Linked DNA regions of Homo sapiens: region 2 is linked to region 1. Evidence: read pairs that join two places in POLR2A ChIA-PET (ENCODE). Cell type or tissue: GM12878. All regions are shown on one strand. Each heading gives the region's core, and the rest is flanking DNA. Links, peaks and the distances in the headings are about the cores only.

What was found. ChIA-PET counts read pairs that join two places held together with the same protein. Peaks named below come from ENCODE experiments on the same cell type or tissue, not always from the same donor. Only the 100,000 strongest peaks of a DNase experiment are listed, where the experiment ranks them.
Region 2: POLR2A ChIA-PET joins it to region 1 with 6 read pairs; 1 of 35 experiments calls an interaction of 5 or more read pairs at or near these places.

What each region holds. Positions count from the first base shown.
Region 1 is chr5:10,484,792-10,497,004 of GRCh38, forward strand. It overlaps LINC02212 (long intergenic non-protein coding RNA 2212), which reads right to left. Exons shown (of 3, transcript NR_104606.1): 2 at 10,483-10,522; 3 at 8,736-9,301. It also overlaps the pseudogene RPL30P7. Among named protein-coding and RNA genes, the nearest start is that of LINC02212, 12 kb to the right of the region's middle. RefSeq lists enhancers at 226-520, 286-580, 5,289-5,338. In GM12878, for the core only: no CTCF peak of the experiment used is centred there; DNase peaks (open chromatin) are centred at 5,210 and 9,243; H3K4me3 peaks cover 475 bases.
Region 2 is chr5:11,023,093-11,035,305 of GRCh38, forward strand. The region is part of intron 16 of CTNND2 (catenin delta 2); the gene reads right to left. It also overlaps the pseudogene RNU6-429P. Among named protein-coding and RNA genes, the nearest start is that of CTD-2154B17.1, 240 kb to the left of the region's middle. RefSeq lists an enhancer at 1-329. In GM12878, for the core only: no CTCF peak of the experiment used is centred there; a DNase peak (open chromatin) is centred at 4,709; H3K4me3 peaks cover 214 bases.

The DNA.
Region 1 (12,213 bases), core at 2,015-10,014:
TGTGTTAGGACTCTGGGGAGCTCTAAGAACCGTAGTGACTGCAGGGACATCAGGAAGAATAACGTGGCTTGCGAATGGAGCCGAGACACCCTGTGGCTCCCCCTTTGATCTAGGTTTCTCTGTGCCTGGTGTCATTCCTCCCCTGCAGGTGGGCATTCTCCATGTGGCAGGCAACCTCTGTGTGGCAGAAAAATTCTACAGGGCAGGGTACCGGGAGGCAGGTACTTCCATAGGGCAGGCTGCCATGAGCCAGCACCTCCAGATAGCAGTACTTCTCTGACATCATTGCAGGTTAGAGATCCCTGAAAAACAATTTCTCAGCCTTGATTTTAAAAACCCCAAGGAAGGAGGGATTCTGATTGGTCTAGTTTCAGTCACGTGTCAACAGCAGACCAATCAACTGTGGCCAGGGGCACAGATGCTTTACAGAGGCAGGCCTGTGTCGTGTGACCACCACATGACCTGCGTCATGTGATGGGTGGAGGAGAGGGTGGGCATGCTGTGATTGGCAGCCTCCTTCCCGTGGGTGGAGACCTTTTATAAAGGGAAGGGAAGAGCGCCATGTGGATAAACAGATGTTCACCGCAGGAAGGGCCCGAATCAGATGGGTTTTAGAGATTACTGGGAAGGCAGCCCCAGGGATGGTGGGTCTGAAGCTCCGTGATCAGCCGCAGAAATATTTCTCAACTTTGCTCAACACAAGCGCACTTACCCCACCCCTAGATAAGAAAAACAAGCCAAGCCTTTTTAGAATGTTATCTGAAATTCAAAATAGATTAAGTCTCAGGAAGATAAATAAACCAAATGAGCACTGCTTGGCTTCTAAACCACACGCCCATCCCCTGGGGAGGCAGGCAGCCCACACTCCTGCCAGAAGAGAAAAGACCAGCTCTTGAATGGAATGAACAGTTGCATTGGTGGGAGGGGAACAGGCACTGGAGTTGATTCTCCACGTGCTTCTCGCTGTCATGGGCCCAGGACTGCCGGGCATCTGGTAAACATGCAGATTCTGATGCAGAAGGGCCAAGGCTGGGCCTGAGGGTCTGCTTTTCCAACAAGCTTCCAGGTCGCGGGGTGGGGGGGGGGGGTTGCTGCTGGCCCTGGCACCCCACTTTGAAGGAGTGAAGACTTACGGCCTAGCACCTGCAGATTTGAATGAGATATTGGCGAAGAGCTGCGAGCTAGCCCTCAAGGAAGCCACCCAGGTGGCCAGCGCTGGTGGTTCCATCTCAGATGGAGCTGGGCATGACTGGGCCAGGCAGATGTGTGGGCCTTGGCCAAGCCTGGGCCGGCCCCTGCTCTGGGCTGCTCACACCCATCCCTGGCCACACGGAAAACTTGTGTCAGAGCCAGCAGGGAAAGGAGTGAACTTGCTCTCACTTCACACTTGGATCAGAGCCCGAGGACCTCAGTGGCGGCCCCCTTGGGGTACCTGTGGGGGCTGAAAGAGACAGAGCAGGCTTCCTCCAGGCCCCCCGGGCAGCTTTACCCGGCAACAAGAATGGGTGTCCTAAGCCAACCCCTCTCTGTAGGTAGAATAATGGCCTCCAAACATAACAGGTTTTAATCTCTGGAAACTGTAATTGTTACTTTACGCGGCAAACACTTTGCAGGTGTGATTAAATTAAGGCACTTGAGATGAGGGGATTATTCTGGTGAAGAGGGACGCAGGGGGACATTTGACACAGAAGAGGGGAAGCGATATCACCATGGAGGCAGAGGTTACAGGGGTGCTGCCCTGAGTCGTGGAAGCTGGAAGAGGAAGGAACAGATTCTTCCCAGAGCCTCCGATGGGAGGGCGGCCGTCCAGCACCTTGATGTCACTGCCTCTGGCTTCTAGGACTGTGTGGAATAGACTTCTGCTGTGTTCAGCCTCCCTGTGTGTGGCAGTTTGTTCCCGCAGCCACGGGAAGTGCATGCACCACCCCCCCGCCGGGTGCTGGGGAGACGTGGAGGTCTTGGGGGGCGTCCCAGGGGGCTCTGCTTCTCTGCTGTCTCTTCAGAGGAGGGCTTCTCTTCGGGCTGTTGGGAAGGGGCTTTGGGGTGTCTGCATCTGTTGAAATGGGGGCTCCGCGTGGGGCAGCAGAGCCCCAAGGTCGGGAGGGTGTTCAAGGCTGAGCGCAGCAGCTGCACAGGAAAGAACGCAGGAGGTTGAGCCTGCGCCTCCCGGAGGGAGGGCCAAGGAGGAGCAGGGAGGTCTGTGCCCAAGGATCCGCCAAGCCGCAGCAGGCTGTCCCCACTCACTCCTCTCTAACCACCCTCATGCCCTGGCCTAGGACCTGACCTCCTCCATGGCTGTGGCCCAGCCCACTGCTGCCCCAGTGATTCCCGCATAGTCAGCTGCGGGCAGGACTAGGGGCCTCCCTCCCCTCCAGGGTCTTCCCTGGGACACCAGCCTGCTCCTTGCAGAGTGAATGAAAGGCCTTGTTAACTCAGGCCTTCTGCATCCTACCGCCAGGAGCGTGCTCAGTGCGCACTGGGGAGAGACGAGGGGAAGGGAAAAAAGCACAATAGGCCGGGCGAGGTAGCTCATGCCGGTAATCCCAGCATTTTGGGAGGCTGAGGCGGGCGGATCCCTTGAGGTTGGGAGTTCGAGACCAGCCTGGCCAACATGGTGAAACCCCGTCTCTACTAAAAATACAAAAATTAGCTGGGCGTGGTGGTGGGCACCTGTAATCCCAGCTACTCAGGAGGCTGAGGCAGGAGAATCGCTTGAACCAGGGAGGCGGAGGTTGCAGTGAGCTGAGATGGTGCCACTGCACTCCAGCCTGGGCAACAAGAGCAAGACTCTATCTCAAACAAACAAACAAACAAAAAAACCAAAGAAACAAACAAAAAACCCAAAAAAAACACAACAAAAAAGCACAGTAATTATATTTTAAAATCTTCTGGGATACAACAGATTAGATTTCCAAGAAAGGGTTTGTTTGAATGACTCATTGTGCAGATAAAAATAGTTCTTCAGGGTGGGGTGTGGTGGCTCAAGCCTGTAATCTCAGCACTTTGGAAGGGCTACGTGGGTGGATCACCAGAGGTCAGGAGTTCAAGACCAGCCTGGCCAACATGGTGAAACCCCGTCTCTACTAAAAACACAAAAATTAGCTGGGTGTGGTGGCGGGCACTTGTAGTCCCAGCTACTTGGGAGGCTGAGGCAGGATAATCACTTGAACCCGGGAAGCAGAGGTTACAGTTAGCCCAGATCACACCATTGCACTCCAGCCTGGGCAGCAGAGTGAGACTCTGTCTCAAAAAACAAAACAAAACAAAACAAAACAAAAACCCTCAGGTGGAGTGAATGAGCCTAATTAATATTCCAGAAACAATTTTGACAAAGGTGGCATTACAGATTGAACTTTGTGTCTCCCCAGAAAAATACGTTGAGGTCCCAACCCCCAGTATCTCAGGCAGTGGCCTTATTTGGAAACAGGTGTTGCAGATGTAAATAGTTAAGATGAGGTCCTACCAGACGACAGTGGGCCCCTAATCCATGATGACTGCTGTCCTTACAGGAAGACAGCCAGGTGACGATAGAGACACAGGAAGAATGCCGCATAACAGCAACAGAAACGGAGATTAGGGGGATGCAGCTGGAAGCCCAGGGATGATGAGGATTGCCAGCAACCCACAGAGGCGAGGATGAGGCAAGGAGGAATTTGCCCTACAGGTTTCAGAGGGGACAAGCCCTATGCACACCTTGATCTTGAACTTCTGGTCTCCAGAACTGTGAGACAGTAAGTTTCCATTGTTTAAGCCCCGATCTGTCATACTTTGTTAGTGCAGCCCAAGCAAACTGATAGGGGCGATGTCTGCCCCTTCTTTGCTCTGCCCTCTGCCACCTGCCATGGCAGCCCCCCATGGCCCCTTCTCAGGTGGTGACCCCCTTCTCCTTGGTGGCACCCTCAATAATCCCCTATCCTGTGTCTGAAAATGGGCAATCACCTTTATTAAAGAAATGAGGCTTTTCTCACTCCCCGGCCATCTTAGCGGCTGCTCTTGGTTGGGGTCCGTCCTGCAGCTAAGGCGGGAATTTGGTGGCTGCAAAGAAGAAGAAAAAGCTCCTGGAGTCGATCAACTGTAGGTTCCAACTCATTATGAAAAGTGGAAAGTATGAGCTGGGGTACAAGCAGACTCTGAAGATGATTAGACAAGGCAAAGCAAAATTGATCATTCTCACTAACAACCACCCAGCTATGGAATGTTGGCCAAAACTGGTGTCCATCACTACGGTGGCAATAATATTGAACTGGGCACAGCATGCGGAAAATATTACAGAGTGGGCACACCGGCTATCATTGATCTAGGTGATTCTGACATCATTAGAAGCATGCCAGAACAGATTGGTGAAAAGCAAACCATGCAAAATTTTCCTTTAATAAAATTTGCCTGAGCTTGTTAAGAAAAAGAAAGAGAGAGAGACAGAGAGAGAGAGAAAGAAAGAAGAAAGAAAGAAAGAAAAGAAGGAAAGAAAGAAAGAAAGACGAGGGAGGGAGGGGAAGGAAGGAAGGAGGTGGGAGTTGGATGCAAGGAATGCGACCCTCAGGGACCCGCTTCGAACAGCCCATCAGACCCACTTTTGCCCTTCAAAGGAGGTTGAGAAGCTCCACTCTGTTGTCCATGCAGCTATTCCTGCTCAAGCTGCAGCTGGGACTTTTATAAGAAACTGCCTTTTAGAGCCGGGTGACATCCCACATGAAGAAACCAGGGCCGGTGCAGTGGCCCATGCCTGTAATCCCAGCACTTTGGGAGGCCGAGGTGGGAGGATCACTTGAATCTAGGAGTTTGAGACCAGCCTGGGCGGCATAGTGAGACCTCGTCTCTACAAAAAATAAATAATAAAAAAATTAGCTGGGCATGGTGGCACATGCCTATAGTCCCAGTTACTTGGGAAACTGAGGTGGGAGGATGGCTTGAGCCTGGGACGTGGAGGCTGCAGTGAGCCATGATCATGCCACTGCACTCCAGGGGGGTGACAGAGCGAGACCACTGTCTCAAAATAAATAAACAAGGAGTGCCACTTATTGTCACATTTGGATTTGTTTCTAACATCGTGCTGAGTTTGGTCACCCACCTCAATCACCTGATGTGACTTGAAACCACTTCTGGCTATTTCCAAAAATCAGCTCCGCACTGGGAGGGGTTAGGGCTGCCCTTTAAGGAAACATTAAAAGCTCAGTATCTTCCTTTGGTGGCTCCTTCAGGGGCGCTAGCTTCTGACTCATCAGCATCATTTTAGCTCTCTGAGGGTTCAGAAATAGAGGAAACAGCACTTCCTTTTGGTGAACGCCTTTGTATTATTTTATTTTTTCACCATGATACTGAAACTAGCTCATCCTGGGAGAGTCAAAGGAAGCTCATATGTTTTCCCTGAGCTGGGCTAAATTCCTGATTCTTCTAATAGGAAAGATCCAAAACTTCCCACGGAGTTTCCCCTCGTCTGCACTGAGTCACATACCTGTGGGCTTCGAGCTAACAGACCTTTTTTAATCAAAGAGAAGATGAAAAAGGCACCTTGCTTCTGTCCCATTTTTAGATCTTTTTTAGCCCCATTTCTTCTCTTTCCTTCCTCCATTTTTGGGTTTGTTTGGTTTCACGCCTGAATTAAATGTTAACAGGAGGAGCAAGTTTTATACATTGCCTGAAGTCATCATTGTCAGAGAAACAAATGCAATCTTTAGTGAGGCTAGCAATGGTGGGAAGAAGACGCGTGGGTTACAGCAAGCACAGTTACTAAAGCTTTTTGCATTGAGTAGCTGTGGGGTCCAGGGCTCCATCTCTCTGGCCCTCACTTGCTCATGAGCAAATAGAGGCTTCAGGTTGTAGCAGGTTGTCTCAAACTAGGGACGTATATTCAACAAACCTGCACCTTATTCAAATGTAGATTCTGATCCTTAGGTTCTGGGTGGGGCCTGAGATCCTGCACCTCTAACAAGCTCCCAGATGACAAGCATCCAAGATCACACTTTTCCTAGCTCTGGATCACACTTTTCCTAGCTCCTAGCAGAATCTCAGGCTCATCCCAGCCTCTTGAGCCAGAATTCAAATTTTCACAAGAGCCCCGATTCGTTCAGATGTGCATTAAAGTGTGAGAAGCCCACACTGGATCACTGAGGGAGGTCGCAGTTGCACCTGGGGAACCAGGAACCGTGGAGGCATGAGCCCATCCTGGAGACCCTGATTTAGTTGGTGGGGAGTGGCCTGGACATCGATTGCTGCCTATTCACAGTGGTTCTTGATTTTGCTGCCATTAACATCACCTGGGGAGCTCTGAAAGGCGTCCCCGTGATGTTAATAGGCAGCAAGATCGGGAACTACTAGGCTGCGGGTTCCTCAGGTTCTAATCTATGATGTCATTGGCTTTATCAGGGCAATTTTTCCTGGCCACATTAGGCAGGAGAGGTGCCTGTGCATCTCAGAAGTGTCTATGGAACTCTGCTTCTGAACTTCCCAGCACGCTCAAAACAGGACCTGGTTTACAGCAAAGGGCCAGCTCCTGGCAACATCATGAAACAAACGTACACTATCCTCTACCCAGGGTTCCCTTCAGCCTATAGGTGCCCGACGGCCCCTGCTCTGTGCTCCATCCTGACATCAGGAAACCCACGAATGGGAGAAAATCTCATGTCACCTGTTTACAGGTGAGTGAACATTTAAGTCAATGGGTTGCTCTCTCCTGGGGAGCTCTAATTGTAGAATTTAAGAGGGCAGAGTGAAGCCAGTGGGAGTCCTGCCAGGTTTGAGTCACAGCTTGGCCACTTATGAGTCCCTCTCATTACCCCACCAGAGCCCGGCGTCCTGATGCATAACACCCACCACCCGGCTTAGGGAGGGCTGACAGAGTGAATTACTGACAGAGGATGGCCCTTGGCCATTTCTGCTTCCTTCACTTTCCCATCACTGCCTTAGAATCTGGAGAGACTCATGCTGGCTTCACCTGGACAGGCATCCTGACACGCAAGCGAGGATTGCTCCCACCAATTTTCTGCGAGAGAAACAGGGGTTCGGTTGATTCCTGGCAACACGTTCGTGTGGGGATGCACGTGGGGGTGCAGAGCTGGACTTGGGAGATGCTTCAGCTGATAGCACACTTTTCCTTTGGGGAGTTTTCTTCCTGCTGTTATAACACCTGTCTCCAAACAAAGCCTTCATTGGTCAACAGTGAATGATTCATTTATTCTGTGCATAGACCTATGGCGTGAGATGCATTTGGAAACCTTGAGAACAGCGGTTCCCAACCTTGGTGCTTGGAGTAATGTCCGAGGACATTTTTGGTTGTCACAACTGGGGCAGGGAACTGTTGCTGGCGTCTAGTGGGTGGGGTCCAGGGGTACTGCTAAACGTCCTGCAGGGCAGAGGCTAGTGCCACCGCAGAGAATGATCCAGTGCAAATGTCGCTGGTGCTGAGAATCCTACTTCAGACCCAGGGCAAGACTGATTGCATGTGTTCATTTATATCTGCTCTTGTAGTCATTCAGTCAAGAAATGAGCACCTTGAATGACTATTAAATCAAGACAGGTTGGGTGTGGTGGCTCACACCTGCAATCCCAGCACTTTGGGAGGCCGAGGCAGGTGGATCACTTGAGGTTAGGAGTTTGAGACCACCCTGGCCAACATGGCGAAACCCTGTCTCTACTAAAAATACAAAAATTAGCAGGGCATGGTGGTGCATGCTTGTGATCCCAGCTAATTGGAAGGCTGGCGCACGATAATCACTTGAACCTGGGAGGAAGAGGTTGCAATGAGCAGAGATTGCACCGCTGTACTCCAGGGTGACAGAGCAAGACTGTCTAAAAAAAATCAAGACAGATCTCTGAGACTCCACAGGTCAATGGAAGATGAACAGAGGGGCGGTGGGGCTGCCCCCCACCCATGTGGGAGGCATGGGCAATGCCTAGGTTGACCAGCTGCCCATGCTCTGAGGCAGTAGTCTCAGGGCAGGGTGTGCACCCTCCCAGGCAGGGCAGCACTCACTTATGGTACAGAAGGAATCTTAGAGCTTCCCTTACTCAGGAATGAAATGAGCTCTAGCCCCTGCCATCACCTTTTGCTCAACACTCACCCACTCCAGGCTTCAAAAGGAGGCTGCCCACATGGACAGCTCAGAGGGACTCCAGGGCACGTGGTTGATGGAGAAGCCAGATGCAGAGTGGTTCACTTGGGGGTGCAGTTCAGGAAGCCACGGGGTGGGTGTGAGGGTGTAGTGGAGCGTATCAGTGCAAGGATACCCTGAGACTGGGGGTGACATTGACTCCACAGGCACGGGAAGGAGCTTGGAAACAGACTGAACTCAGAACATGCATGTCACGAGGGGAGGGGCTGGAGGCTTGGGGTTGGGAGAGGCTGCCTCCACTGCTGAGGGCACAACTTCCTGGTTCAGCCCCGGCAGGCCTGCAGATCCCCCTGCATCCTTTCCCTGAAGATGGGCCATCTGTGCCTAGACAGGTTGGCATGTGTATTAGATTCTTAGGGCTGCCACAGCAAAGAACCACAGACTGGGGGGCTTAAATAACACAAGTGTATTTTCTCACAGTCTAGGAGGCTGGAATTGCAAGGAGCTCAGGGTGTCAGCAGGGCTGGTTTCTCCTGAGGCCCCTCTCCTTGGCTTGCAGGTGGCCGCCTTCCCATGGTGTCCTCACATGGCCTCTCCTCTGATGTGCCTTCCTCTTCTTAGAAGGATACCAGTCCTATTGGATTAGGGTCTGCCCTAAATAACTCATTAGGACATAATTACCTCTTTAAAGATCTTAACTCCAAATATAGTTTTATTCCGGGGTTCTGGGGGTTAGAGCTTCAACATGTTGATTTTGGGGGACACACTTCATCCCATAACAGTGTGGGCTGCCATTCTCCACTGGCCCTCTATCCTGGAGACACACCTCCTAGAGAGTTTCCTACAACATGCAGGACATCTAGTTAAATTTGATTAAATTGTATTTCAAATGCTGCATGGGATACACTTACCCAAAAAATTATCATTGATCTGAAATTTACATTTAACCCAGCATTCTATATTTCTAGCTGCTGAGTCTGGCACCTCTACCCACTGGGAAACCTCCTACTCATGGCTCCTTACCTGGGCTGCCTTGGTCTGGGACGGACACAGAAAGGTGGAGGGTGGAATTGGTGTCTGGAGGAGCAGCTGGTATCTGGGAATCCATCAAGGGCCCTGGCCTCATGGCTCTTTCAGGACAACCTATAGAAGCCACTGAGATGCTGGGGTGGCCTGTGGTTTGATAGAAACCGCAGCATCTATTTAGGTGAATCCTGGAGGTACTTCCTGTTTCTCTTCCAGTTTTCACATCTCTGTAGAATGGGAAATGTCACACAATAACGAACCACTAACAAATGATCCAATTTCCAGTTGCAGAAAACACATGACGTCATGCACATCATGGTGTTGAAAATATGGGTGCCCAATCCCTTACCCACAATTCTGAAATCCAAAACACTCTGGGAACATTTTTTATGTGTAAATTTGAAGACAAAACCCATTTGGGGATAAAATTGATTTGAATGGACTTGGGACTATTTATAGACTTTCTTTATCCATTGGTGAGAATAGTGATACTGTGTTTTCTGGGGGGCACTGTCCAGACATGTGGGGGGTTGTAGGAGATTGGTCAGGGTGGTGGGAAAAATTGTAGAAAGAATGCAAACCTTCCTGGAAGGCCAGGAGGTTTTACAAAAGCTTTGGAAAAGGATTTGGGCTGAAGGCAGCCAGATTCTCTTATCTGGTACCTGAAAGCTTAGGTTAGATAACAAGGGGATGTAAAGAAACTGATCTAGATAAGTTAGTTTACTTAGGCCTCGGAACCTGGCCTTTAATCGCCTGTGTGCAGGACTGCTCTCTCTGGGGGAGTGACCATGTAAATTACCCACAAGTGTGTTGACTCAAGGCCTTTGTCATTAAATCTGTACTAAATAAATGCCCGCAGTGCCAGCTTGTCAGGGCCGTGGCTGCTGACTCTTTACAGCACCCTCCTCAGTGTCTGTGAGCGGCCTGGTCCCCTAGCCCACTCTTTCACTGGATACCTGTGTCTGAGTGCATGTGTTCATCTGTTGTTCGGCCAGGATCTGCAGGCCAGACCCAGCAGTGGGTAGTAAGTGATATTCAGGATATGTCCTGTATTACCAGCCTACAGCTCCCCAAACTCGAATGCCAAAAACCCACAGCTTTCTGGATAAATGATTGTGCAGCTACAACAGCAGACAGGCACCGAGCTCTTAAACTGTGGGAGGCACAATGCTAAATGCTTTAGGTTTCTTATCTCTTTAATCCTCATAATCTGCAAAATGGATACTTTTATTTGCATTTTTGGTAAGCTGTTTTTGTGTTGAAGTATGACATGCCCACAGAAAAGCCCACGAATCAGGTGCCCAGCTGGAAGAATTATTAGAAAGTGAGTCCACACCCATGACACCACCCAGCGCCATCTCTCAGCAGCGCCCCAGAGGCTCCCACCACAGCCTGCCGCCATCATTACCTCCCAGATTCTCACTTTCATCACCAAAGATTCATTCTGCCTAGAAAAAAAAAATGCTGTCATTTATTGAGCAGTTATTATGTGCCAGGAACTTATATTATTTCTCACATTGACTCTATCAGGGTGAGTATTCTATTTTTTTTTTTTTTTTGAGATGGAGTTTTGTTTTTGTCACCCAGGCTGGAGTACACTGGCGTGATCTCGGCTCACTGCAACTTCCGCCTCCCGGGTTCAAGCGATTCTCCTGCCTCAGCCTCCCGAGTAGCTGGGACTACAGGCACATGACACCACACCTGATGAATTTTTTTTTTTTTTTGAGACAGAGTCTCACTCTTCACTCTGTCACCCAGGCTGCAGTGCAGTGGTGCGATCTTGGCTCACTGCAACCTCTGCCTCCTGGGTTCAAGTGATTTTCCTGCCTCAGCCTCCCAAGTAGCTGGGACTACAGGCTCGTGCCATCATGCCCAGCTAATGTTTTGTATTTTTTTTTTTTTTTTTAGTAGAGACAGGGTTTCACCACATTGGCTAGGCTGGTCTCAAACTCCTGACCTCAGGTGGTCCACCCGCCTCAGTCTCCCAAAGTGCTGAGATTACAGGTGTGAGCCACCATGCCCGGCCAGGGTGAGTATTCTTATTATTTCATTTTACAAGCAAAAAGAAGCCAGAGCTGAGAGCTGTTATGTCATGTTCTATTCTATATCATATTATGCATCTTATCATGTTATGTATCATAACCTCAGCTCAGGGAATTTTCGCAGACAGAACACACTCTGCTAACTAGCACCCAGATCAAGGAACAGAATATTAGAAGCAGCAGAGAAACTGCCCCCTCAATCCCACAGCCCCCCAAGTCGCTATCCCCTCCCAAAGGTAAGCACTATTCTGACTCCTGACACCTTTTGCCTGTTTTTGAACTGCCTGTCAATGGAACGAAATGGTCTATTCTTTTTGGTGCCTGATTTTCTCTCAGCATGATGTTCATTAAGCCCATCCACATTGCCACGTGAGGCTGGAGTTTGCTCTTTTTTAGTGCTGAGTAGAATTCCACCATTATTTAAGCACACCTCTATTTATTCACCCATTTTCCCCTTGCAGGATGGAGGTTAGAAATGTTTTCACTTTTTAGCAATCACCAGCAGTGCTGCTCTCTAAATTCTTGCATGTCTTTTGGCGGACAAACACACACGTTTCTGTTTAGCATATGTGTTGGGGCGGATTGGGGGGCATCACAATAGTGTGTGTGTGTGTCTGTTTAGCTTTTCAAAAACTTCCAAGCTGGCCAGGCATGGTGGCTCACCCCTGTAATCCCAACACTTTGGGAGGCCGAGGCAGGCAGATCACTTGAGGCCGGGACTTTAAGACGAGCCTGGACAACATGGTGAAACTCCATCTCTAACAAAAATACAAAAAAAAAATCCGCCAGGTATGGTGGTGCATGCCTCTAATCCCAGCTACTCAGGAGGCTGAGGAATGAGAATCACTTGAACCTGGGAGGAGGAGGTTGCAGTTAGTGGAGATCATGCCACTGCACTCTAGCCTGGGTGGCAGAGCGAGACTCCATCTCAAAACAAACAAACAAACAAACAGGCCATGTGAAGATGAAAGCAAAGATCAGGGTGCTGCCTCTACAAACCAAGGAACCCCAGGTTTTCCCTGCCAACACCAGAAGTTAGAGGAGAGGCCTGGCAGATTTGCTCTCACAGCCTCAGTAGGAACCAACCCTGCGGACAC
Region 2 (12,213 bases), core at 1,399-9,398, 540 kb after region 1:
TGTTTGTTTCCCATCACTGAATGTTCCCTATTGGGTAGTTTTACACACATCTACAGAGAAAAACAGTCATTCCTCATGGCAGTGCATCCACTCTGCTGCTAGATTGACCTGGGATCAAATCACTGGCCAAGTTATTTCATGCCTCTGAAGCCTCAGTTTTTTCAATCTCTAAAGGAAGACAATAATGGTACCTGCCATACAAGGTTGCTGTAAAGCATAAATGAGTGAATGTATGGAAATGAACAAGGACACAGGACTCCATAGGTATTAGCTATTATTATGTTCTTGCTTGATGTTTATAGAAGTCAAGAAAAATGTATGGGAATTCTAACATAACCCTCAAAAATACCTTAATGAAAGCTATGTTGCGGCCTGTATTTTTTAAAAACAGTCAAAGCAAAAATGTGTGGGGAACATGATCACATATGTGAGTACTGAGCTTTGATTCATTTAAAGCAAGGAGAAACACTGAAAGCAGGAGAGAGGTACTTGACAATCTATAACTATGTGTCCTCTGAACTATAGTAACCTGATGCTGTTTGTCTCTCTGATGGGATTTTATTGTGTAGTTCTACCAGGTAACACTTACTAATTTGGTGTGTTTTTGTGTGAAAAATATAATACAATCCAATTCTGCTTCCTTAATTCACTTTAACATTATTAATCTTACTATTCCCAATGACAAAGGTACTTATAATGACATATTTATGGAGTACTTTTAGTTTACAAAGCACTTTAGGCATTACCAATAGCCCTGCAAGACAATTAATTTATCCCACCTGCAGCTTCCATTTCTGCTCCTTTAATTGACTTCTGGAAGTAAGTAAATGAGTGCCTGTAGCAAAGCTGGCTGTTCTCACATTTTTCAGATGGAATTGGCAAGTGCCTAAAGTTAGATCCCTTTCTTGTCTCCCATCCCCCAATTAGGCACATTTAGCTAGCTCCTAAAGGCTGTTTGAAATATTTCACCTCCATGTACATATCTATAAATAATAGTCTTCTTCTGCTATTTAATTCTCTGGTGTATGGTGCCTGGCAGCAGGAAGGGAACCTTGTGGGAGTAGGCGATGATATCTTAATTCCAGGCAGTGATACATAAAACACAGGCCCTTGTAATTTTGGTATCTGCTCTTATCCTATGTTTAGGTGGCTTATTTTAGCTTAGAGAGAAAATGCTGATACTTAAATTACTGAAATAGAAAAGTGTGTTCATTCACTTGATGATAGCTGAGGAAGTGTCTGACAAAAATGGTTTGCCTGCAAACCCCCAAATGTAGCATATTTATTTTCTAATGACAGCACCTAAAATAGTTTATCTATTTATCATTAAATCAGCCTTAACTCTGGTTAAGAGTTTACTTTCGTAGGGCTCAGCATGCTGGAGATTCTACCAGTTCATTAACCCCCACAAACCATTAGAAGACAAATTTGAGCTCCACAGACATGAAATGATCAATGTGTTCCTTTTTCCTTTTTCTTATAAGGAAAGTGATGAAGGAAGGGCAAAATAACTGAAAAAATACTCCAGTCATTGTATATACGGGGACATTTACACCCTTGACTGTGTATGGAGGACTGGTTTCATGACCTTGGACACTGTCAAGGTTAAAACCAAAAATGAAGAGAGGGTTAAGAATTTGGCTGTAGCATTTTTTAGTTTTGTTGGTATTATCATTTTGAAAATTATGTCAGATAAATATGAAGATGTAGTCTCATCCTCCATGGCTTTCCAATCCTTGAGTCCTGATTAAGATGCGGGTCTCCCTGTAATGTTAGTTTATTTATAGATAATAAGTAGATGGCAGGGTACCCAACCCCTGCAGAGCAGCCTCTTCCACTCACCCCAATGTGCCATTCAAGTACTATCATTTTCCATGTGCCCCATGGTATGGAAAAGACCAGGAGTCACTGTTATATTTAACTTACCCCAACTTTACTGTCGAGGAAACTCATTGGATTTATCTTATTTCTAGTATTTCCAATATAGGTTACTGACATTTTACTAGGCAATTGGAGATTTTTCATTAAGTCTATTTATCAGTCTACTATTTATCAGTCTATCTGGAGGAATATATTTTAGTCCAAATTTTTGACCATCCAAGTAAAGAAACAAATCAGGTAATATTATTCCACGGAGAAGAAAACCTCGGGGCAGTTTGTTAATTATTTTAAAAGTTTACAATTCTTTTTTAGCCTTTGATTATGTGTTGAAAAATGCTGTCTTTTTACAGTGAAATTTAAATCCTATCTTCACAAGAAATTTGGGTAGCAAAAAAAGATTTTTAGCTCTTTCTAGTGTTTAGAAACTTTGAAGCTGATTAGGGAAATAATAAAATGTGGGACATAGAATAATTACAGATGCAAGTGACCTTGTGTTGTATGTTTATAACAGTAGTTCAGGGAAGAGACAAGTTAGATAGGACTGGAGTTATTATGGAAGGCTTGATTCAGGAGGTGTACATTTAGGATTTTTTCTTGTATGTCAAGGGGGCAACAAGAACAACTTGATATTTTACAAAAAGAATTCTGGTGCATTAAGAAGGAAGGTTTCAGAATAGTAAAACTGAGGGTGGAAGAAACATAGTCTTTTTCTTGACAATAATGTTCTCTTCTTCTAGACTTCTAGTGAAATTATAAGCACTACAACTCAAGGTAGTGTGCTTCTATAACTGTTCCATATCCTGTATTTTCTTTTTAACCTAAGTTTCTAAACACTTGAAAGAGCTAAAAAGCTATTCTTGCTGCCCAGTAGGAGGAATCTTGATTCCTCTCCTTCTACTGTTTCAGGCAGACTTTTGGGTCTTTGAGGTCTGAGATTTCTTCAGAGGGTAAAAGAAGTTAATTCCCTTTTTTTGTATCACATTGGCAACAGGAAACTGCAAAGTGGGTGGTTCAAACTTTTTTTATAGTTTCACACCATCAAGGTGGTCAAATTGTTTCCTTTTCTTTTTAGAGAGAGAAATGGATGGAGGTAGGGTTCTTTTAGGACTGGGGAAGAAAGAGGCTGGATCACCAGGTGGAGGTTGTGGGCAGTTCTTCACAGTCCCAGGGACAGAAAGGGCACCTAGAGCCCAGCTGTGGTCCTGTGGTGCACTGAGATTCTCTGTGGATGCAGAGCATAAGCTTCCTCCTGTGTTTGAGCCTGGCATGGGGCAGAAGAAGTGCCTGTCTTGGAATGACCTGCTTAGGCCCTCAAAAGGAGCAGGCACCAGTAACCACTGCAAATAGATGACTGCTCCAGCTGACTACTCCACCTTCTTCTTCTTTTTTTTTTTTTTTTTTTTTAAGACAGTCTCACTCTGTTGTCCAGGCTGGAGTGCAGTGGTATGATCTCATCTCAATGCAACCTCCATCTCCTGGGTTCAAGCGATTCTTCTGCCTCAGCCTCCCGAGTAGCTGGGACTACAGGCACATGCCACCACACCTGGCTACCTTTTGAATTTTAGTATAGATGGGGTTTCACCATGTTAGCCAGGCTGGTCTCAAACTCCTGACCTCAAGTGATCTGCCTGCCTCTGCCTCCCAAAGTGCTGGGATTACAGGTGTAAGCCACCATGCACAGCTGACTCTACCTTCTAGATTTAATTTGATTAAAAGATATGACACAGACTGAAAATAATAGAGTGATTCATTCATTTGGCAGGAAACTATAATATTTCAGGAACAAACAAGAACCTGTGACTACAAAAAGGTGGTCATGGGAGGATCAAGGACATGAGAGCAGCCATTATGGAAATTCTTAAGAAGCAACTGACAGGGCTTGGAGCCCAGGGAAATGTTGAGGTAATGCAGGGAAACAGGATTCAGAGATTTCACGCGGGAATAACACAGAGGGTAGTAAAAACCAAGTGAATTTTAAAGCTTAATATTAATGGATAAATTGAATGTTATTTTTCCACACAAAGAAAAACATGCAAAATTAGTTATATTACTTATATGAGAGAATCACGTACCAAAATCCCGTCAGAGAGACAAGCAGGTCATCAGGTTCAAAGAATACCTGGATTTATGAAAGCAAAGTGGATACCTTGCCTTGCTTCTATTTTGAATAAATGTGCTACCAACGATCCACTATCATGGACTCACATCTGAAAAAGGGAAATCATGGTGCTCGCTTCGGCAGCACATATACTAAAATTGGAATGATACAGAGAAAGATTAGCATGGCCCCTGTGCAAAGATAATACATAAATTTGTGAGGCGTTCCATCTTTTGTTTTTTTAAAAAGAAAAGCTTGTTCTTTGTCAGATCAAAACAATACAAAACAAGACTGTACCACCACCACTACCACAAACAAAGTCACTCTTTCTTGCTACAGTTCCCAATAGAAATGAATCCTTGGGCCATTTCTTTTAAGTTACTTAGTCTCTAGTAACAATGACTATATGTCTGATTTTTGCAATACTGGTAAGAGACTACCATTGGTGATAACATAATTGTGCAGAAAAAGGACTGTATTTTCATCAATGATGGACTAACTGAAACCTTGTAACTTTGCTACCCTTTCCACTGTGTGTATGTGTGTGTGTGTGTGTTTCCTTCAAATACCTGTATTTTGTATTTGGTGAACCAGTTTTCTAAATCCAGATTTTCTTGAAAAACTGCAAGTAAAGATTATTTTCTCTTTACAGTGCTTCATTCTCGAACTCTTCTGTTAAGCATTGTTGGGCACACCAAGGTACCCCAAGGGACTCACTCAGGAGACCTAACAAACCATGTTGCCCAAGAAAGGCACTCCTTGCAGACCGCTTGTGCAGAAAGGAGCTGGTGGGGATTTCATGATGAGGTAACAGCCTTGCTCTCGTTGACTGCTTCGGTTTCCATGTTGTGTTTGTGACTTTCTGTTTCTATTTCTGAACTAAGCCTGTATTTGTTACTGATGTGCATACTACCATTTGGTTTTCGCATTGGTGGCAGGAATGTTGAGTGGTGGTCTTATGGTCTAAAGACCTGCATTCTCTAAGGCAGCAGACAACAGGGAAGTCACTTGAGTTCCTTCCTACACTTACTATAGATCTCTTCTGATCACTGATGGAGTCCTATGTGTAGATGGTCTTTGTTGTGCACCATTATAAACTTAAATGTCTCAAACTGATTAGAGAAAATATATTTTTCCAGAAGGTCAGCTGGACTGGAGAGCAACCCCGGATGAGAAACATCACAACTCCTTTGTCTTCGAGGTTTAAGTAGTTCTATGGCCCTCCTGTTTCTGCAGCTGCTAAAACTGATCTGTGGGTTTTTGCTGAGGTGCTCTGAGTTTATTTTTTCTAAAAAACTTCTTTATTGCAGTAAAATACTTATAAAATTTACCATTTTATCCATTTTAAGTATATAGTTCATTGATATTATGTAGACTCATATCATTCTACAATCATATATCTCCAAAACTCTTTTCATCTTGCAAAATTGAAACTTTAAAAGCATTTAAACAACTCCCCAACCCTTCCCTTCAGTCCCTGGAAACCCCCATTCTACTTTCTGTCTCTTTGAATTTGACAACCAGGTACCTCATATAAATGGCATCATAAAGGATTTGTCTTTTTGTGATTGGATTATTTCACTTAGCATAATGTTCTTAAGGTTCATCCATGTTGTAGCATATGTCAGAATGTACACTCTTTTTTTCTTTTTTTCCAAGCAGGGTCTCATTCTGTCATCCAGGGTGTAGTGCACTGGTGCAATTTCAGCTGACTGCAACCTCTGCCTCCTGGGTTCAAGCAATTCTCATTCCTCAGCCTCCTGAGTAGCTGAGATTACAGGTATGTGACACCCCACCCAGCTAATTTTTTGTATGTTTAGTAGATACAGGGTGTCACTATGTTGGCCAGGCTGGTTTGAACTCCTGGCCTCAAGTGATCTGCCCACCTTGGCCTTCCAAAGTGCTGGCAGTACAGGCGTGAGCCACTGCACCCAGACAGAACTTTCTTTTCAAGACTGAATAATATTCCATTGCATGTATATATCATATTTTGCTATTCTTCTGTTGACGAAAAATTGGGTTGATACTTCATTTTCACTCTTGAGAATAATGGTGTGAACACGGATGTACAAATATCCTTTTACTTTCAATCTATTTCTGTCTTTGAATCTAAAGTAAGTTTTTTGTAGGCAACATATAATTGCATCATATTTTTTTAATGCACTCTGTCAATCTCTGTCTTTGATTGGAGAGTTTATCCATGTATATTTAAAGTAATTACTCATAAAAAGGGTCTTATTTCTAGCGTTTTTCTGTTTTCTATATGCCTTGTAGCTTTTTTGTTTGTCCCTAATTTCCTGCACCACTATCTCCTTTGTGTTGATTGTTTTCTGTAGTGAAATGTTTTAATTTCCTTATTTTCTTTCGTCTATATAGTTTAATGATTTTCTTTGTGGTTACCACAGGGATTACATTTAACATTATACCATTATAATTTGAATTTATACCAGGTTAACTTCAATAACATACAAACACTTTGTTCATTTACAGTTCCATCTCACACTTTTCAGTTATTGATGTCACACAATTACATCTTTAAACATTGTGTGTCCAAAAACATAAATAATTGGTTTTTAAAAACGAATTATGTAGAAAATTTCTCTTTAATTATGTAGAAAAAAATGTGGAGTTAGGAAACAAAGTCACAATAATGCTAGCCTTTAAACTAGTAATTGCTTTTTCTTAAATGTACTGAATTATGTAGAAAACAAAAGTAGCATTATAAACCATTGTTAAAACAATATGAGCTTTATAATTGCCCATGTATTTATCTCTACTAAGATCTTTATTTCTTCTTATACCTTTGAATTACTGTTTAGTGTTCTTGCATTTCAACATGCAGGACTCCCTTTAGGATTTCTTACAGAGCAGGTCTAGTGGTAGTGAACTCTCTTAGTTTCTGTTTATCAGGGAATGTCTTAAGTTTTCCCTCACTTCTGCTGGACATAGGATTCTTGGCTGACAGTTTTTTTTTTCTTTCGGCACCATGACTATATCAACCTACTACCTCTGGTCTTCAAAATTTTGATTAAAAAATCAGCTGATAACCTTATTTTGGATTTCTTGTGTGTGATGAGTCACTTCTCTCTGCTTTCAAGATTCTTTATCTATGTCTTTCAACAATTTGATTGTAATGTGTTTCAGTCTAGGTATCTTTGAGCTTATCCTATTTGAATCTCATTGAGTCTTGAATGTTTATATTTATGCCTTTTGTTAAATTTGGTAAGTTTTCAGCCATTATTTCCTCTAATAATCTCTCTATCCCTTTCCCACTTTTTTTCTCCTGAGTCTTTTGTAGTGTGTATTTGATCTTCTTGATGATGTCCACAGAACCCTTAAGCTCTGCTCCTTTTCTTCGATCTTTTTTCTTTCTGTTCTCCAAAGTCAGTAATTTAAATTTTCCTGTCTTTCAACTTTGCTGATTCTTTCTTCTGCCTGCTCAAATCTGCCTTTTCATTTCTTTAGTGAATTTTTCATTTCAATTATTGTACTTTTCAGCTCTAAATTTTTTGGTTTGTTTTTAGGTTTTCTATGCCTTTATTTATGTTTCCATTTTGTTCACACATCATGTTCTTGACTCTCTTCATATCTTCCTTTAATTCTTTGAACATCTTTAAAACAGTTGTTTTAAAGTCTTTGTCTAGTAGATCTACCTTTGTGCCATTTTTCAGCTATGGTTTCTGTTTTTTTTTTTTTTTTTTTTTAGTTTGTTTGTTGTTTTTCCTTGAACTGGTCATACTTCCCTGTTTCATTGTATGCCTTGTGGTTTTTTATTGTTGTTGAAACTGAAAATTTGAATGTAATAATGGGTTATCTGGAAATCAGATTCTTCCTCTTTTCCAGGGTTTGTAATTTTTTGTTTTTGTTTTGTTTTTGACTGTTTTAGGCTGTCTCTGTGTTGAGAATTAGCCTTAAGATCTTCACAGATGTTTTCTGAGCATGAGAGTTTCCCTGGGCATGCATACTGGCTCTCTTATTTCTCTTGTATATGCAGTTGCTTTTGAATATGCTAGTCTTTAATGACTGGCTCCCAAAAAGGGAAAAGAAAAACATAAAGTGGATGAGGAGGGTGACGGTGTCAGCTCTTTAAATCCTCTGAAAATAACTTCAGCCAAAGATAGAGGGGCTTGCAATCATGGTATGGGTATGTGCAACAATGGCTGCTTGCCTCTGTGTTTGTGTCACTGTAGTGAGAAGCAGCAATCAGCAGAAAGAACAGATCCACGATATTTAGAGGACGGGGTCTTTTGTGTCAACCCTGGTTTCTGCCAGCTGCAAGTAAGCTGCTCTAGGAACATGTGCACAGCTGCCTGCTACAGGGCTGAGGGGTGGGGGATGGGTAGCTACTGTGAGCTAAGCTGAGATTGACCAAATATACTGTACTTTACTGTCCAAGCCTTCTGAAATTTTTAAGTCTTCAATAGACTCCAGAGTTTCAAAATAGTTATATCAGTGTGATGGTTAATATTAGGTGTCAGCTTAATTGGATTGAAGGATGCCTCGGTGGGCTGGTAAAGTAGTGTTTCTGGTGTGTCTGTGAGGGTGTTGCCAGGGGAGATTAACATTTGAGTCAGTGGATTGGGAGAGACAGACCCACCCTCAAGGTGGGTGGGCACCATCCAGTCGGCTGCCAGCATGGCTAGAACAAAAGCAGGTGGAAAAAGGTGTGATAAGATGGCTTGCTGAACCTTCTGGCTTTCACCTTTCTCCCATGCTGGATGCTTCTTGCCCTTGAACGTCAGACTCCAGTTCTTTGGCATCTGGACTCTTGGACTTACACCACTGGTTTGACAGGGGCTTTTGGGCCTTCGGCCACAGACTGAAGGCTGCACTGTTGTCCTTCCCTACTTTTGAGACTTTTGGTGTCAGACTGAGCCACTGATGGCTTCTTTCTTCATCATCTTGCAGATGGCCTATCATGGGGCTTCACCTTGTGATCATGTAAGCCAATTCTCCTTAATAAACTTCCTTTCATATATACATATATCCTATTAGTTCTGTCCCTCTGGAGAATCCTGACTAATAGACAGATTCTGCCAATGTGATTGTGTCCAGGTGGTGAGACAAATTCCTGGTGCTTCCTACTTCTCCATCAGCCTAGAATCCTCTCCCGTCTCTGAATTTACTTTTCATCAATAATTGATGATATAAAAGTGAGGAGCTGATTTCCATGTGATTGGATGTCTGTAAGTTAGTGTGAAAAGGATTAAAGGGTTTTTTTCCTTTTGTATATAAAAGGTTGTTTGATGTTTACAATGCTGGAATGTTTTGTCTCTCATTTCTCTTTTGGGAAGTATTTGGAGCTTAATTTATAGAAATCTGTCATTTGCACACTATAAATATATCTAATTTAAACACAGTCTATCATCAAAGGGGAAAAATATATGCAAAAAATATATATTTTAAAACTGGTTAGTGTGGCTTACAGACCAAATTGGTGAAGCATTCAAAATGGTATTGCTTAGTTACTGAAAATGTCTGAATGCTTGTTAATGTGGGAAAAGTCTCTTCTGGATTGTCCGGAGATCTCTGACCTCTGGAAACATCTGGAAGGTTCTGAGTGCTTATTTTTTTTTCCCCTAAAACAAAATACATGGAATACTACTTAGCAATCAAAAGGAACACTATGTGCTACAACGTGAAAAGATTTGAATGGTATTATGCTAAGTGAAAAAAGCCAGTCTCAAAAGGTTCTATATTGTAAGATACCACTTATATAACATTCTTGAAATAACAAAATTATAGAGATGGAGAACAAATTAATGATTGCTAGGAGTTTAGGATACTTAGGAAGACTGTGACTATGACAAGATGGTACAACAAATATCATTGGGTTGAGGGAATAATTCTGTATTTTGATAGCCTTGATGGTTACACAAATCCACACATGTGATGACACTGTACACATATACTGCAATGTTAATTTCCTGATTTATTGTGTTATAGTTACATAAGATATAGCCATTGCTGGAAACTGGCTGAGGGATGCATAGGACCCCTCCTTACTATCTTTGCAATTTCCTGTGAATCCATAATTTTTTTAAAGTTAAAAATTAGAAAAGTCACACAGAAATATAGAAATATGCCAATAAACATGTGCTGACAAAAAGGTGTTAATAAATCTTAAAATGTATCCCCTGGTTCAATCCACAATGGACTTGACAAGGATTACAAAAAAATAGCACATATGAGATAAGAAGACATCCAGTCAGAAGTTCCTGAATCCTCCAGCTTACCCAAGAGTTTGCTGGGGATTCTTCTGTTGTATGTGTATAAACATTTTCTGTGTCTAGAAATTGGTATAACTTTTCTATTCTCTGGATGAGACTGATAAATGGAGCTCCCAATTTGATTGGCTTATGTAAACAAGTAAGTCCTTGTATATGTAATTACAACAAGAAAACTAAAAAATTGCCAATGAAAATACTCTCAGAATGCTTTAAGTTGCTGGTCCTTTAAGAAAAAAAATAAAAATCTGGCCAGGCTTGGTGGCTCATGCCTATAATCCCAGCACTTTGGGAGGCCAAGGTGGGCGAATCATGAGGTCAGGAGTTCGAGACCAGCTTGGCCAACATGGTGAAACCCTGTCTCTACTAAAAATAAAAAAAATTAGCTGGGTGCAGTGGCGGGAGCCTGTAATCCCAGTTACTCGGGAGGTTGAGGCAGGAGAATCGCTTGAACCTGGGAGGCAGAGGTTGCAGTGAGCTGAGATCATGCCACTGTACTCCAGCCCAGGCAACAGAGTACGACTGTCTCAACAACAACAGCAACAACAACAACAACATCTTTCACAAAAGCTTATTTCAAGGAAAAACACAAAGAAATTTCACAATGAATTAAATTAACAGCCTTGGTAGCTAGGTTAAAAAATTTAAAGCAAAGAAATAAAAGTTGATACCAGGTTAGCAAAGACAAGGTAAAAAATAGTACTAAGACACTTCAGGACCTTTAAGGATATTTGAAGAGGTTTCAATATTTAGTATCTAAGGTAAAAAGAGTTGATGCAGTATTTTCAGGTAAAGGAAATCCTTGCAAAATCAGACTGATTTGATAATATTAGGGGAAAAACAGAGATGTCTTTCCCCTGGTTTTATCATTTCATAAATCTTTTGTTAGCATGATCTGTTTTATAAAAGATTAGGTTTGTTTCCTCAATTTTTAATAATACGAATTTTTAAGATTTCCAATTCTAGGTTTATTAAACAGATAAGCTAATATTATTATTTAAACATTTAAAAAGGTTAACGAGTGTTCAGCTAGATTGAATTGTAATAACTGCTGTTTCATGAAGGAGTCGCTCTTCTTCACCTTAGGGAATTCCACAACAATCTGTTACTGAGTTACTCCACCAAATTCCTCTGAGTAAAATTCTTAGTGTCCTCTTTTTGAAAAAACACTGTCCACTAAACACATAGGCACACACATATATGCGCTTCAAATATCTGCAAATGTACAAATGTCCTGGACTTGTTCATGTTGCTAATTCATGAAATACAAAAACAATATATCAGACTGTTGGAGGAAGGACATTGTGAGGAGTCACAGGCAGCTTTCTGGAATCTCAGCTGATCTCAAGTGCACACAGGCAACTGTCTCCTAGCCTTCTCTATGTCTGTGAGGAAACAACTCAGTTACATGGTTTCAAAGTTATAACTCATGAAAAGTAGATGCTGCATGTGTTAGTTTTCTTCTTTTTTTTTTAATGTGATCTTTGTCATTTTTTATTGTGTTTATTGGGATCTTGTTTTTTTTGTTAAGCTAACTACTAGTGGTCTGTTGATCTTTTTTTTGCCTCTTTTTTAAATTTATTATTATTATACTTTAAGTTTTAGGGTACATGTGCACAGTGTGCAGGTTAGTTACATATGTATACATGTGCCATGCTGGTGCGCTGCACCCACTAACTCGTCATCTAGCATTAGGTATATCTCCCAATGCTATCCCTCCCCCCTCCCCCCACCCCACAGCAGTCCCCAGAGTGTGATGTTCCCCTTCCTGTGTCCATGTGTTCTCATTGTTCAATTCCCACCTATGAGTGAGAATATGCGGTGTTTGGTTTTCTAATGCTGCTGTAACAAATCACCACAGGTTCAGTGCTTTAAAACTAGATACATTTATTATTTCACAGTTCTGCAGGTTAGAAGTACAACACTGGTCTTACTAGGCTTCAATTAGGGTGTGGGTAGATTACGGTGTGGGAAGGACTGCATTCTGGGAGCTCTAGGAGAGAATCA